Regions from separate parts of the Mus musculus genome. Here region 1 is linked to region 2. A link is a contact called in ENCODE Hi-C or POLR2A ChIA-PET data. All regions are on one chromosome and are shown on one strand. The core of a region is the stretch at or near the end of the contact, and the rest is flanking DNA. Distances in the headings are between cores, read along the strand shown.

Region 1 (7,037 bases), core at 2,924-5,423, 35 kb after region 2:
GGACCTCTGGAAGAGCAGTCAGTGCTCTTAGCTGCTAAGTCATCTTTCCAGCTCCTTGTTTTTGAGACAGGGTTTCACTCTGTACCCTGGCTGTCCTGGGGCTCACAGAGATCCACTTGCCTCTGCCTCCCAAGGGCTGGGATTAAAGGTGTGCGCCACCAGGTCCAGCACCCTACAAATTTTCTAAATGATCTAAGTCAAGGCACCTTCTCTGTGCCAGACGAGAAAGGCAGTGAGTGAGCAGCCTCATCTCTCCCACTGCGTGCCTTTGTAAATAAAGTTTTATTGGAACTTAGACGAAACAAACAAAGCTTTCCCTCCACATAGAACTCCAGCCTAAAGTTCCTAACTATTCAAAGACAGGCCCTGTACCTTGGCTGGGCCTGGGCTCCAGGGACTGCCCCCACAAGGGAATCAGTGCTGGAGATGAACAGCTCCATCCCTGTCCTGAGGGGCAGAGTCCTTGTCACACAGACTGTCTCTGTCAGTAATTCAGACCTGTGCACTGGCCCTAATGACTCCCCCGCAGGGACAAGGAGTTCCGGGTCTAGCCGGATTATGGATGCAAGCTACTGTGCTCTGGCCAATGTACTGTCTGACTATGAGCAGATCTGCCTCCTCTCTGAACCTGGGTTTCCCACTGTGTGCACAAAGGCCACCCTGAGGGTCCTGACACACCTGTCCCCTGGACCATGCCTATTACAACTCCCCATACCTTCCTTACTGCTGTTCTTAGAGGACTAGGGATGGAGCTTTGGGGGTTGGTCCTCCCAGGAGAGGTGGGGAGGCCCAAAGAAGGACTGTTGGCTTCCATCTTCTCCTTACTACTACTCTGTGGGCTAAACTATGAACTCCAGGACATCAGCAAAGCCAGAGAGTCTCAATTTCCCCATTCATAAAACCGACCTTAGGCAAGATAACACCCAAGAACGAAATATCCCCCGAACCCCATGTGCATGTCCCACGGGCCACCACCTCATAACCTGGTGGTAGAAGTTAGTCAACCATCGGGCTCCATCACATCCCCCTCCCCCAGTCTCTGTCCTTGCACCCCACCAATGCTGGGGCTCCCAGGGTTGCTCCCAGAATCCACTTTGCCCTAGGTGCACACTGACTTCAGGGATGGAGAGAGAAGGGGAAGGGGCAGGGGATGTGGAAAGAGGCGTCTGGGTCAGTTCCCCGTCCTGGAACCCAGGCCAGGGTAGGTAAACCTCTATCTTCCTGTTTCCTGCCCGAGGCCCAAGCTCAGAACTGGGTCAGGTTGGAGTTCGAATGGAAGACCCCCACAGGCAGGTAGTGACCTACCCCTGAGAAACTGTATTCCAGATCTGTTTCAGGGGAGTCTCACGGGTGTGAAAGGCCCCTGAGGGAAGCTGTTGAGATCTAGTAAGTAAGATGCACTCTGTGCTGGGAGGTCCAAGATGGGAGGGAGGGAAGGAAGCAAGAGGCGGACCAGCCCTGGCCCTGCTGCCTGGGGTTAGCAAGCTCCCGTGTTCACAATCCCACCCACACAGCCCTCTTTTCCTTGTAAGGATGAGAGCAATGGCCCTGCTCAGAGGCATGGACTTTGCCACCAGGCTCTACTCCAGGGGCTAGCAGGAGCCCACCCGTCCCTACCCCACCCCTGCCCAAGAATGCACAAAGAGGCCATGGAAACCCTCCTGGTTGCAGAGTGGAGGCTGCCTGCCCCTGCCAGCTGTGGGAAGGACGGAAGCCTGAGAGCCCAGCCTCGCCCACCTAGAACCCGACGCCCAGGCCTGGGCGACAGGGAAGCTACTTAAGTACCTGCCCACATATGTCTCTCAGAGGCAGCTCTGTAAACAGCCCAGCTGTGAACACTGCCACCTTGATAATGACACAGGTTGTTGATAGTCACCAAAGCCCTGTTTTATAGAGGAGGAGATGGGGACACACCTGAGCCAAGCCTAGCAGGTCTGGCCACTGTCACCTGATATTCCCCCCAAATTCCCTGGTCCCTCCTCAACACCACAAACCCTTCGCTCAGTCCCAAACATTGCCGTTAGCACCCCACTCCTACAGGCACAAACCTGCACTCAGGGCATGGTGGGGCTGGGTAGGGGTACGGTGGGGGTGCCATGGTGGAGGCCCCCGGTTTGGAGAAGTTGGAGTTCCAGGAACTGGGCTGTTTTATGGTAGAGGTGAACATGTCAGCCTGGGGGACAGTAAGGGAGGGAGGCAGGGGCTCCACAGAAAGGCACGCTGCCCCCACCATCCATGGTCACCTCTCTGTTGAGGACCGACAGCAGGGCCATGGAGGCAGGGTGGGACATTCACTTAAACAAAACTAGAGTTTGCATTCAGACTGCTTTGACTTCCAGGTGGGGCCTGTTTCGGAGGGCGTATTTGCATGTTACCAGGACATTGAGAAAACTGGCTGAGAGATCCACAGCTGTCCAGTAGCCCGAGACATGTATAGACGTGTCTGGCCAGGGGTGCCCCTCTGAGCTTACAGCAACAGCCCAATATGAAGCAGTGGCAGTTAGGGCCCAGGGCAGGCTCACACTGGGAAGGCCTCTGCTTTCAGATTGGGATCCTTGCATCTTCATGAGCTCGCATGCACCCCACCTTGCATGTCCTCAGGCCTCGCCCAGTCCTGGAACTTCACAAAGCAAGTGCTAAGCTGGGATGACTGTCATGAGACTTTCAGACCTTGTGGAGCAACACCCCAGGCAGTGGCGGGCCTGCCCACTCCATCCCCCAGTGCTTCTGGAGATAAGACCGAGACTAGGAAGAGAGCCAGCTCCGAAGGGCTGAGCCACCTGGTCCAGGGCCAGAACTCTTCCCCGTATAGACCAGCCTGGCCCAGGAAAATGTTCACATTTTTCTTTCTTAAAACAAGCTTCCTGGAATCACCTCTGCAAGACCTCTCCCCCTGCCTCAGCTCACTGCTTCTCCCTGTGCCTAGGCCCTCTCCCATGTGGGACATTTCATAGGCTGCTCTGCGCCCCTCCCCCCACCCCCAGGCAAACAAGCGGGCAGTGAGGCAGTCCTGCCGATTGTCTCTACATCTCCCAAGGACTTGGAGGGAGCTTGATACACAATGAGCACTAGTACAAGAAATGGCTAAGGAAGGGAAAGAAAATGAAGTGGTCAAAACTCCTGTGGCAACTTGTGGCCATTAATCCCGGCACTCGAGAGGCAGAGCCAAGATGACAGGAAACTCAGGGCTGGTCGGTCAGAGCTGCACAGTGAGCTCAGAGCCAGTGCAGGCTATTTGAGAAAGAACCTGCCTCAAAAATCAAAATAAAACGGCAATGAGCACCCCTGCCCAGACACTTAGAAAGAGATGCAAAGGACCAGTAGGTGGGCCCAGGCCAGCCGCTGTATCTGGAGAATCTGAGACACAAGAAATATACTAAGCCCATCAACCCCCAAAGACTCAGAAGCCAGCAGAAGCCGCCACACCCTCAACCACCCAAGAACAGACCAGCCACCCCACTCTGTTGAGTAAAAGGACAAAATTCTGGACACCAGGGACAGTGTGACCCAACGTAGGTAGTCCACAACTCCAGTCCCATCTTGGATACCCCCAGTAAGCAAGTTGGCTGTTGTCTGAGCCAACTTCTATGGCCACCCCAGGCTTTTGTACATCAAACCAGATCAGTAGACAAAATCTGGGGACCTCTCCCTGAGCCACAAGACCCAACCTTGCGGTTCTGGATCCTGCTACTAAAATAGCTATTTGGTCCCTTTGGCACCAAGGTCCCTCACAACTTAGGCTTCCTCCAAACAAAAGCTACTACCTACACCAGACAGCGGCACGGCTCGGACACTGGGAGTTCTGTGGCAGCCCACAGCCTGCAGTGCAAACCGGGAGGTACTGCTCCAGGCCTTCTTAGTCCCGAGCCCTCAGACAGTTCCTTGTTAGCGTTTTTCCCAACCCAGCCTGGCTGGCCCTGGCACAAGTTACTTGGAGCCACAAAGAACTGACACCCCCCATCCTTCAACATCAGCAGGAAGATGCCCGGCCCAGCTCTGCCCCTGAGGCCTCCCTTGCTGGCTGCCCATCGGGCCCCCTCTGACCTGCTGAGTGGTGAGAGGGGCAGGTGCTGCAGGGCTGAGCCCAGGAGGGGACAGGGTGCAGAAGGGGTGCAGCCACTTCTCCGAAGAGGACACGTTCCCAAACTTGTCTAGAAGAGATCCTGGGCCGGCTACCTCCCACCAGATCCTCCCCTCCACAGTCCCTCCTCTCACTGTCCCTCCTCCCATGTCTTCAGCCAGGCTAAGAGCCCGTCCAACCCCCCCTCCAGCGAGCGCACGCGCGCGCGCGCGCACACACACACAAACACACACACACACCCTACCAGAGGGAGTGGGTGGTTCCCCTCACATGCTCCATTCCATCTCTGGGAGCCAGGGACCCCACCCCAGCTCCCCAACCCCCACCAGCTCAGGCAGCTGACCTGAAGAGGAAACGCCTGCTGTCTGACTCACAACCACTACCCCAGCCAGTTACTGTGTAAGCAGCCGCCTTTTGTGTGGATACGCAGATATGAAGCAGGTTCTCCCATTCTCAAGCCTTGGGTCTCAGTTTCCCTTGTGGTGGCTGGGGGTTCTAGAAAGAGAAGGGGGCTGGGTGTGGTGGTTCACACCTGGGAGACAGAGACAGGCAGATCTCTGTGATTTTGAGAGTTGCCTGGTCCTCATAGCAAATCCTAGAACAGTCAGAGCTACACGGTGAGATCCTGTCTTTAAAACACACACACACACACACACACACACACACACACACACACACACACACACCATTTAACCAACACAACACCTTCCTACCTAACCCTCTGGCAAATGATGTCTCCTGAACCTGAGCTGCTGTGAATGGTACTGCATAAAATAGGTGTAGCTGGAACTGGAAACTGACATTTGTGCTTCCCTTGTACCCTTATTATTTAGAGATTAGTGGTGGATGAGAAGCCTGCATGCATCCTTGGGCTTCAGCCCTCAAGGCTCCCATTGCTCAGCTCTGTTCCCTCTCCCCTCAGACCAGCTCCACTCTCAGCCCCTGCTAGCTCTAGGTGGCCAGCAGACCCAGGCAGGAACCACTGGGTGTACTAGCTGTCGCTGTTTGGGATCCCAGTGCCGGCTCTGGGCACCTGCACCTGTGGACAGGCTACAGCAGGCTTGCACGCACAGCTAAGGCTAAGGGGTCGAGGACAGGGAACGGTCAACAAGGGCAGCCCTTAGAAACACACCAGATCCCAGATCGGCATAACAGGCCAGAAATGAGAGCCACTGGAAGAGGCAAGTGAGGCCACCTCAGAGAGCCCCAAGGACGGGAGAAGGCAGGGGTCACTGGTGGGCAAAGAGGCTTCAGGGACAGCCTCAGTCCGGACAGGCTTCCTTCCCCCAACCTTGGCCTGAAAACCTAACGGTCATGGATGGAGAAAACAACTCTATTTACAGGGCACAAGCCAGGCCAGCTCCCCACCTCCCGCTCCACGGCCCCACCCCCAAGACAGCTCTCACCTGGGAACTCTGTTTACTGCCTGACACCAAACCAAACCAAACTGTCAGCTCTAGGTGGAGTGAGGCTGGCTGAGTCATCAGGGAGCCGGAGGTGGGGGGGTGGGGGTGGAGAGAATGCTGTCCGGGAGCTGGAGATGGAGTGAGGGGGGAGAATGCTGTCCTGGAGCTCCCCTGCTGCCACTGGGTTCTCCTGAGCCAGGTCATCCATCCCATCAGCCCCTCTACCTGTGAGCCCCACAGTTCTGACTCCCCCCTTCCTCTTCTGTCCCTTGCCCCACCCACCTGAGGACCCATGATCACCTCCACCCCAAGCTCCTAGCTAAGGTGCACCATACTGCTGCACGGATGGATGGCTTGGGGACAGACGACAGGGCTTGGGGACGGTTGACAGTAGGGAAGAAGAGTTGGAACTGCGATTCTAGGGGGCCTCATGAGCTGCCTCTTGCCCATATCCAACCCAGAGGGGCTCGCTCACTCGACTCTCAGCAGGCTTTGCCTACCTCAGATCCTAAGGATGCCCACACACCCTGATCAATCCTTGATTCCACGTAGCAGACCCAGTGGTCAGGTTGAGTCTGTGGAGGGCATTGGACATCTGCTGAGTCACAGACCCAGGTGTCTGGATGTGTCGAGCGACGCCCACTGCACACACAAGTCCTGCTGGAAGCTGCCAGGACCCCACCCCCCCCCAGCCCAGCTCTTTAACAACATGGGAACTTGGCAGTGACAGTGACGAGACCGGGTGGGGCTGGGGGCAGCTGCTAGTGACTCAGCTGAGGGCATTCCCAGGGGATGCGTCACAGCACGGCCTGGGTGCTCTGCCACCCGCCCACCCTCTAGCAAGGCCTGCCAGTGAAGGAGCCACCCAATAGTGGGCTGGCAGCCAGGCATCTGTGACAGGCTGCCTTTCTTCCTCCTACAGAGGGTCCAGCTCTCAGGAAACAAGGGCCACTAGAGGATCCAAGAAGGCACGGGGAGGGACAGGGCAACTGGACTGCACTGCCTGCATGCTAGCTTCTGCTCGGTCCGGTCCTCCACTCTGCAGCAAGCGGGGGGGGGGGGCAGACTCCACTGGGAAGGGCTGAGTCACCTGCAGTTGCAAATCTCAGTGTGGGGCAGCCCCTAAGGGGCAGATGACAAGCTGTGGAAGAGTCCGGGTGAGGCCCTGAGCTGTGTGGAACCCTTGCTGCCTGCATCTTACTGGGTCAGGAAAGTGACTCGAGGTCCCTTTCCGACTGCCTCACAACACCCAGCCACTCTGCCCACCATTGGGATAAAAGGACTAAGTTCACAGCCAGGACCCTGGAGAGTGACCTCAGCTCTGTCCTCTGTTCTCACATGTACAGGTTGGGGCCAGGTGTGCACTGCAGCGTGCTGGCCAGGGAGGAGCTCACAGCCCGTGGCAGGAGCGGCTGGAAGTGTTTCTGCCATGTGTGGGGTGTGGGGAGTGGGGAACACAGCCTCCCGCCCCAGGCCTCCTGGGCCCCAATCCAATTTTCCGTCTGAGAAAGTGCTTCTGACTATTAAATATTTATCCCAGCAAGGCAGGC
Region 2 (6,293 bases), core at 126-2,625:
GCATTAAAAAAAAAGCTCACCCTGAGAAAGGCTTGGGGCTACAATGGGATCCTGAATCTATTGGCTTAGACCCATGTCTGCGCTGTCTTCTCTGGTGGATAACCCACAACAACCCCAAAGCCAAGTTAGGGCATTATCCCACAGGAAGTGAAGGATGGTCCCTTTTCTGCTCACTTTCTTGCCCACCAGGCTGGACACGGGTCACTGAGGTCAGGCCCTGCTCCTCAGGAGTACTCCCCACCCTGTGAGGTTGGCACTCTTCCCCTGAGGACACTCTGAGGCCATATCCCTGAACTGAGGCCTACTGCCTGCCAAGGAGGAGGGAAGTCAACCTGGACCCTGTTCAAAGTTGGGGCTGTTCCCAAGACCCTGATCTAAAGGCAACAAGGTTTGGTCTTCAGAAGATCCATCTTGGACTATGAGGGGAGGCAGAATCCCTTCAAGGAGCCACTAGTAAGCCTATGTTTGTGGACAGGCCAGGGAACAGCCTCACCTGAATTCCTCAGCGGGGTGAGTCATGGCTACCTCCAGATCCCAGCTTCCCTTGCAGCTAGGTATGGCCCTGTGGCCAAGCGTAGATTGAGTTGTAGCTAATATAGATAAATGGAAGTTCCCTTTCCAGTCTCCAGAAGTGTTCTGGGGATGCTTCATTCTATGCTAGGGATATGAGGTGATGGCTGAGCTTTGGAAGCCATTCTAGGGCTGTGAAGTTTGAATTCCAGGGTTTGGAGGCTAAGACTTCCTGTGACTGTGTCACTGATAACTTCTCCAGAAACTGGTTGCAGGGTATGGTTGGTGGGTCAGTCAGTTTTTCTTCACTATGACGCAGACCTGAGGTAAACTGTTTGAAGGATGAAGGACTTATTTTGGCTTGCAGCTTTAGAGGTTTTAACCAATGTCAGCTGTTGCCATTCCCATGGAACTAGAGTGTGGCCAGGCATAGTAACAGCAGCAAGGCAGAGGGAAGCAGCTTGCCCTATAACAGACAGGAAGCAGAGAGAGATGAAGAACCCAGGCATAAGACATGGCGAGCCAAGTCCTGCCCCAGAAACCTACATCCTCCAATCAGGCCCCACCTTCCACAGTTTCCACCTCCTCCCATCATGGCTATCATTGCACAATTTGTTAATTAGCTCATGATGCAACTTCAATAAAATTACCAGTCTTCAATATATGAGCCCCTGGAGAAGTTAAGTCAGTTTGAGGCTCTCTTACTTGAGACTTTGGTGTTTGCAGTCAAACTTAATTCCAACATTTGGTTTATGACTGAGGGACCCTCTCTAGGAGCAAGCAGGGTAGATTTTTCTCCAGAGGTGAAAGTTCTCAGCTCCGCCCCCTAGAGACCCGATCTGTCTTGACGTGGGGGTGGGGTGCTCAGAACAAAGAGGAAGTGAATGGAAGGGGGAAGCAGCAGGCCAGAGAGGAGGCAGGTGCCTGCCTGCACAGGCAAAGCCTGCAGACAGTGGCTGGAACCAGGATGGACAAGAAGAAAGAGCACCCAGAGGTAAGTGGTAGCCAGGCTAGAGCCAGACAGAGGGCCTCAAGAGGGGTGTCTGTCTACCTCCCACAGTCCCCTCCTCCCAGCACCCTAGGTCCCACAAGCCACCCAGATTGGCTGGCAGATGTCCACTCCTTGCTTGATCTATGGATCCAGGGTCAATGGGTATCAAAGTCTCCAGCCACTGGGCAGCTTTGTCCTATCCCACGCCTCGGGTCCACAGTTTAGCCCACAGGGCAGGAACCCCAGAACCTTGAGGCTCAGGGGGCTCTAAAGCCCATCCCCCAGCTCACCCCTCTCCTGATATGCCAGTACCAGGGAGTGTTTCCCTCTAGCCAGACAGTCCCACCCCAAGGATTCGAAAGACCCACAGGGACCAAGGATGTGACAGGTCTGCAGATGCTTAGAGCCGCCCTTCATCGTTCTCCTACCCTGACCTCAGAGTAGCTCCCAGTGACCACAAGGAGGTCAGAAGTCTGTGGCCCTTGGAAGTCCCAGATTACGGCTGCTGCATTCTTGCCTTTTTGCCAATCCAACTATTTTAGGGGATGAGAACACTTCTCTCAGAGCAGCTGGGAGAGGTAGGCCAGCAGCTCTTTGAGGGATAGCCCTGCCTGGTAACCCTGGCCCAGAACCTCATGTCTGTGCCCCACTGGACATTATAAGACTGGTCAGAGCCAGAAGCTAGGTTTCTGAAGCTGCCTCGGTCACTTGAGCTGCCTGCTATGGGTAGGGTGGGAGATATATCTAAGAACATGAGCCATGATCTGGATGGAAGTGACCTCCTGACTCCCTTCTTCAAGGAACTCTGGTAAGAGGGTGCTGGGCCTCTGTGGGTGACTCTGGTCCTCTCCCCCGCCCCCATCCTCTCACTGTGGTTTCTAGGCTCCACTTCCCCGTAACTTTGGGCATCGAGGGTAGATAGAGCCCCAGGCCTATCTCCTATAATCCATTCCCTGTGCTAAGGTTAGCCACATGCCTACAGGCTGCTGTCCAAGACAACCCTTAAGGGACAGTGGAATTAGTCTCACCACTCTTGGAGTGATAGCCTGACCCACAGAACTGAAGAAGCCCCCAGATTCCACAACCAACCAACTACAATCATACAGTGCCTTAGGTTCCAAACAGCATTCAGGCTGGGAGGGTGGGAAGTCAGTGCCTTGCTCGTGTCTGTGCCAGGGGTTGGGTGACCCATCTGGGGTGCACAGGGCCTCCTGAATGACTGGCCTGACTCTGTAGTGACTCCACTGAAGGAACATGGTGAGTTCTCCACCCTAACTAGCTGTAGCCTCCTTTGCCGTCCCCAGCCTTGACAGCAGTGCAGGGCCAGGCTTGGCTCTTGGTGGCCCTTTTGCCATGCCCCACTTTACAGCCAGCTGCCTACCATGGGGCCACACTTGGGGGCCAGCTGGGGAAGGGAAGCAGCTGCTCATAGCTAATAAGGAAGGGTGGATGAGGCAGCCCAAGCAGAAACTGCACTTTCAGGCCTGGTTTCACTTGTGGTTGGAATAAGGAACTGAGATTCACATACTCAAGACACCAAATCAGGGGACACTGAGGGAGCCATAGGGTACAAGCAGGACACAGCCCTGGGAAAGGTGTAGGCTCAGCCGGCATGGGTTCCATGCGGGAGGCCATGCCTGAGCTGTGACTGGTGTCTGAAGGCTGGAGAGTGCCTCTGTAGGGACTGCTTAAGGAGGTGACACCATGGAGCTGGGGTTGCTGGTGACACAGACTGTTCTGTACAGATGCGGATACCACTCCAGACAGCAGTGGAGGTCTCTGATTGGCCCTGCTCCACATCTCATGATCCACATAGCGGACTTGGCATGGTAGGTCAGGAGATCCTAAAGGAAGTCTGGCCAGGGACTCAGTCTTCTGAAAACAAGTTTAAGCCCAATTCCTAATCAGAACCACATCCAAACTTTCCTTCTCTCTCTCTCTCTCTCTCTCTCTCTCTCTCTCTCTCTCTCTCTCTCTCTCTCTCTCTCTCTCTCTCTCTCTTTCTTTCTTTCTTTCCTCCTTTCTTTCTTTGTTTCTTTCTTTCTCTTTCTTCTTTCTTTCTTTCTTTCTCTTTCTTCTTTCTTTCTTTCTTTCTTTCTTTCTTTCCTTTTTTAAAGATTTATTTTTTAATTTTATGTATATGAGTACACTGTCACTGTCTTCAGACACACCAGAAGAGGGCATCTGAATCCCATTACAGATGGTTGTGAGCGACCATGTGGTTGCTGGGAATTGAACTCAGGATCTCTGGAAGAGCAGTTGGTGCTCTTAACTGCTGAACCAGCTCTCCAGGCCCCCAAACTTTCTTAATTTCCCAAAGATTAGGTCTGGGGGTTTGATTAGAGGGTACAAAACTAGCCCTGCAGTGGGGGTGGGGGGTGCACACCAGAACAAGGTGACCTAGCCTGTTGCATATCTTGTCTAGGTCTCCTCGCTGCAGAGTGGACCATAGAGAAAGCTATGGACCACCTACACCACCCAGGCCTTGCTCTGTGCGTCCCTCATCCCCTCTTGCTCACCCCCAATCCCTCCCCAAGAGCCTGGACAGTATCTGTTATAGGACAGGGAGGGCTGTCCTGGCTGCTAGGAAGACTATTGAAATGTCACCTCATGCAGGTACTGGGGATGCTAGCTGTACTGGGACTCAGCTCTGTGACTCTCATCTTGTTCCTGTGGCAAGGGGCCACTTCTTTCACCAGTCATCGGATGTTCCCTGAGGAAGTGCCCTCCTGGTCCTGGGAGACCCTGAAAGGAGACGCTGAGCAGCAGAATAACTCCTGTCAGTGAGTGTACACCAGGGGTTCTCACAGGGTTGTAGGCTATGTGTCTGGGCTGGGTGCCGCCTCACTGGGTCCCTGAACGGGTGATTTAGCTCACAGTAAGGCTGTGATTGTCCCAGGGATGGAGTCTGGATTCCCCAAGAGAACACCTCATGGCCCCTCTGGGCTGAGCATGCCCCATCCCCAGGTTCCTCACTGTATAGTCTCCTGTACTTCAGCTTTGGGGGACTCAGGCTAAAACTTCCCATCTCACTGTCCTCTTTCTGTACCTTTGGCCTGGGTTCAGGCCCTGGAGCCACCTGGGGTCAGTCCCTCCCTCCGGCTGGGTGGCAGGAATGGAACAAATGGCTGGCCAGTGGCTCCGATAGATACAGCTTGGTCTGCCCTGGGTTCTGTCCCTAGGCTCATCCTTGTGGAAAGCATCCCTGAGGACTTGCCATTTGCAGCTGGCAGCCCCACTGCCCAGCCCCTGGCCCAGGCTTGGCTGCAGCTTCTTGACACTGCTCGGGAGAGCGTCCACATTGCCTCGTACTACTGGTCCCTCACTGGACTGGACATTGGAGTCAATGACTCGTCTTCTCGGCAGGTTGGTCCTTGTTTTTGCTTTCTGGCTACGAGGCACAGGTCTCTCCCTGGATGTCAAGGGCTCAGCAAGTCGGGCTGCTATCTGTTCAGAGCTCAGCCAGGCCCAGGGCTCAGCTCTGGGCTGGGGCTGGGTTAGAGCAAGGCCAGGCCCTTCGGGTGACTCTTGGGACAGCAGCAGAGGGACTGAGGATTGCGCATGCATGATGTCATCTTTTGGCCTCTAGTCATGAGCCAAACCTTGGTCTACCCTGTGGGCAAAGGGCCAGCTTGAGGTAGCTTCTCATGGTAGCCTGGCTTTGCAGGGAGAGGCCCTTCTACAGAAGTTCCAACAGCTTCTTCTCAGGAACATCTCTGTGGTGGTGGCCACCCACAGCCCAACATTGGCCAAGACATCCACTGACCTCCAGGTCTTGGCTGCCCATGGTAGGTGTCTGCATGCTGGGGCTCTGCTGTGCTGAGATCTGGCACCAGGGGATAAAGCCAAAGACTAGCAAGATTGCTAGGGTGGATGGAAAAGTTTCTCCAGGACCCTGGAGGACTTGAACTCAGGGCTGAGAAGGAAAACATTAGAGAAAGCCTTGGGCTAGAGGCTACAGGGGAAAAGGCAGTAGGCACATGCATCATTAAGGTTATGACCTTGACTGTCTAGAGAGAGGGGTCTCAGGGAAGCCTGTATCTTTGTTTTCTCACCTGCAACAGCCTTGATCAGTGGGGTCATTCTGAGGGTAAAATGAATGAACACCAACAGGGGCAGAGGGACCGGGGCAGATCTATTAGGCAGTTCTGAAGTTAGCATTAAAGAGCTGGCTCTCCATCTGTCCATCCATCCATTTATCTATTTGTCTCCTGCAGGTGCCCAGATACGACAAGTGCCCATGAAACAGCTTACTGGGGGTGTTCTACACTCCAAATTCTGGGTTGTGGATGGGCGACACATCTACGTGGGCAGTGCCAACATGGACTGGCGGTCCCTGACTCAGGTGGGTCCCAAGGCCCAGGGATAGGATGAGGCCCAGGGGCAGCTTCTCCCCTCGCCATCTCCAAGGGCTGCTGTTTCTGAAGAAAGCTGGTACTGGGAGGAGTTAGCAAGCAGAACCTTGGGTCACACACCGTTTTTGCCATACCACCATAGCAGGGCCAATCAGAGTTGGTCCCACCAGTTAGAAGGTTCTACATGACCCTGCACTCAGGCCCTGGGACAGCATGTTCAGGCCATGGCTCACAGGAAAACCACAGCTCACGGGGTTGGGGAGAAAGCTCGATCAGTGAAGTATTTGCCTTGCAAGCACAAGAACCCGAGTTGTATCCTTAGAATGCATGTGAAAAGCTGGGTGTGGTAGCACACACTTGTAGTCCCAGTGTTGGGGGGATACAGATAGGAGGATCCCTAAGATTTGCTGCCCAACCAGCCTATCCTAGTCAGCAAG

What was found. A loop is a pair of places that touch in the nucleus more often than their neighbours do. ChIA-PET counts read pairs that join two places held with the same protein, here RNA polymerase II (POLR2A).
Region 1: a loop to region 2 is called in a map of CH12.LX, with 2.6 times the contacts of the local background. The contact joins the promoter of Ahnak2 here to the promoter of Pld4 in region 2. A Hi-C loop is called at or near these places in 17 of 37 maps with a recorded cell type or tissue (CH12.LX, CH12F3, Patski and 8 more). POLR2A ChIA-PET finds 5 or more read pairs at or near these places in 3 of 5 experiments (Patski and embryonic stem cell).

What each region holds. Positions count from the first base shown.
Region 1 is chr12:112,791,569-112,798,605 of GRCm38, forward strand. It overlaps Ahnak2 (AHNAK nucleoprotein 2), which reads right to left and starts at 4,174. Exons shown (of 10, transcript NM_001378499.1): 1 at 4,045-4,174.
Region 2 is chr12:112,759,280-112,765,572 of GRCm38, forward strand. It overlaps Pld4 (phospholipase D family, member 4), which reads left to right and starts at 1,376. Exons shown (of 11, transcript NM_178911.4): 1 at 1,376-1,504; 2 at 3,247-3,330; 3 at 4,118-4,284; 4 at 4,684-4,867; 5 at 5,169-5,289; 6 at 5,719-5,846. The coding sequence starts at 1,478.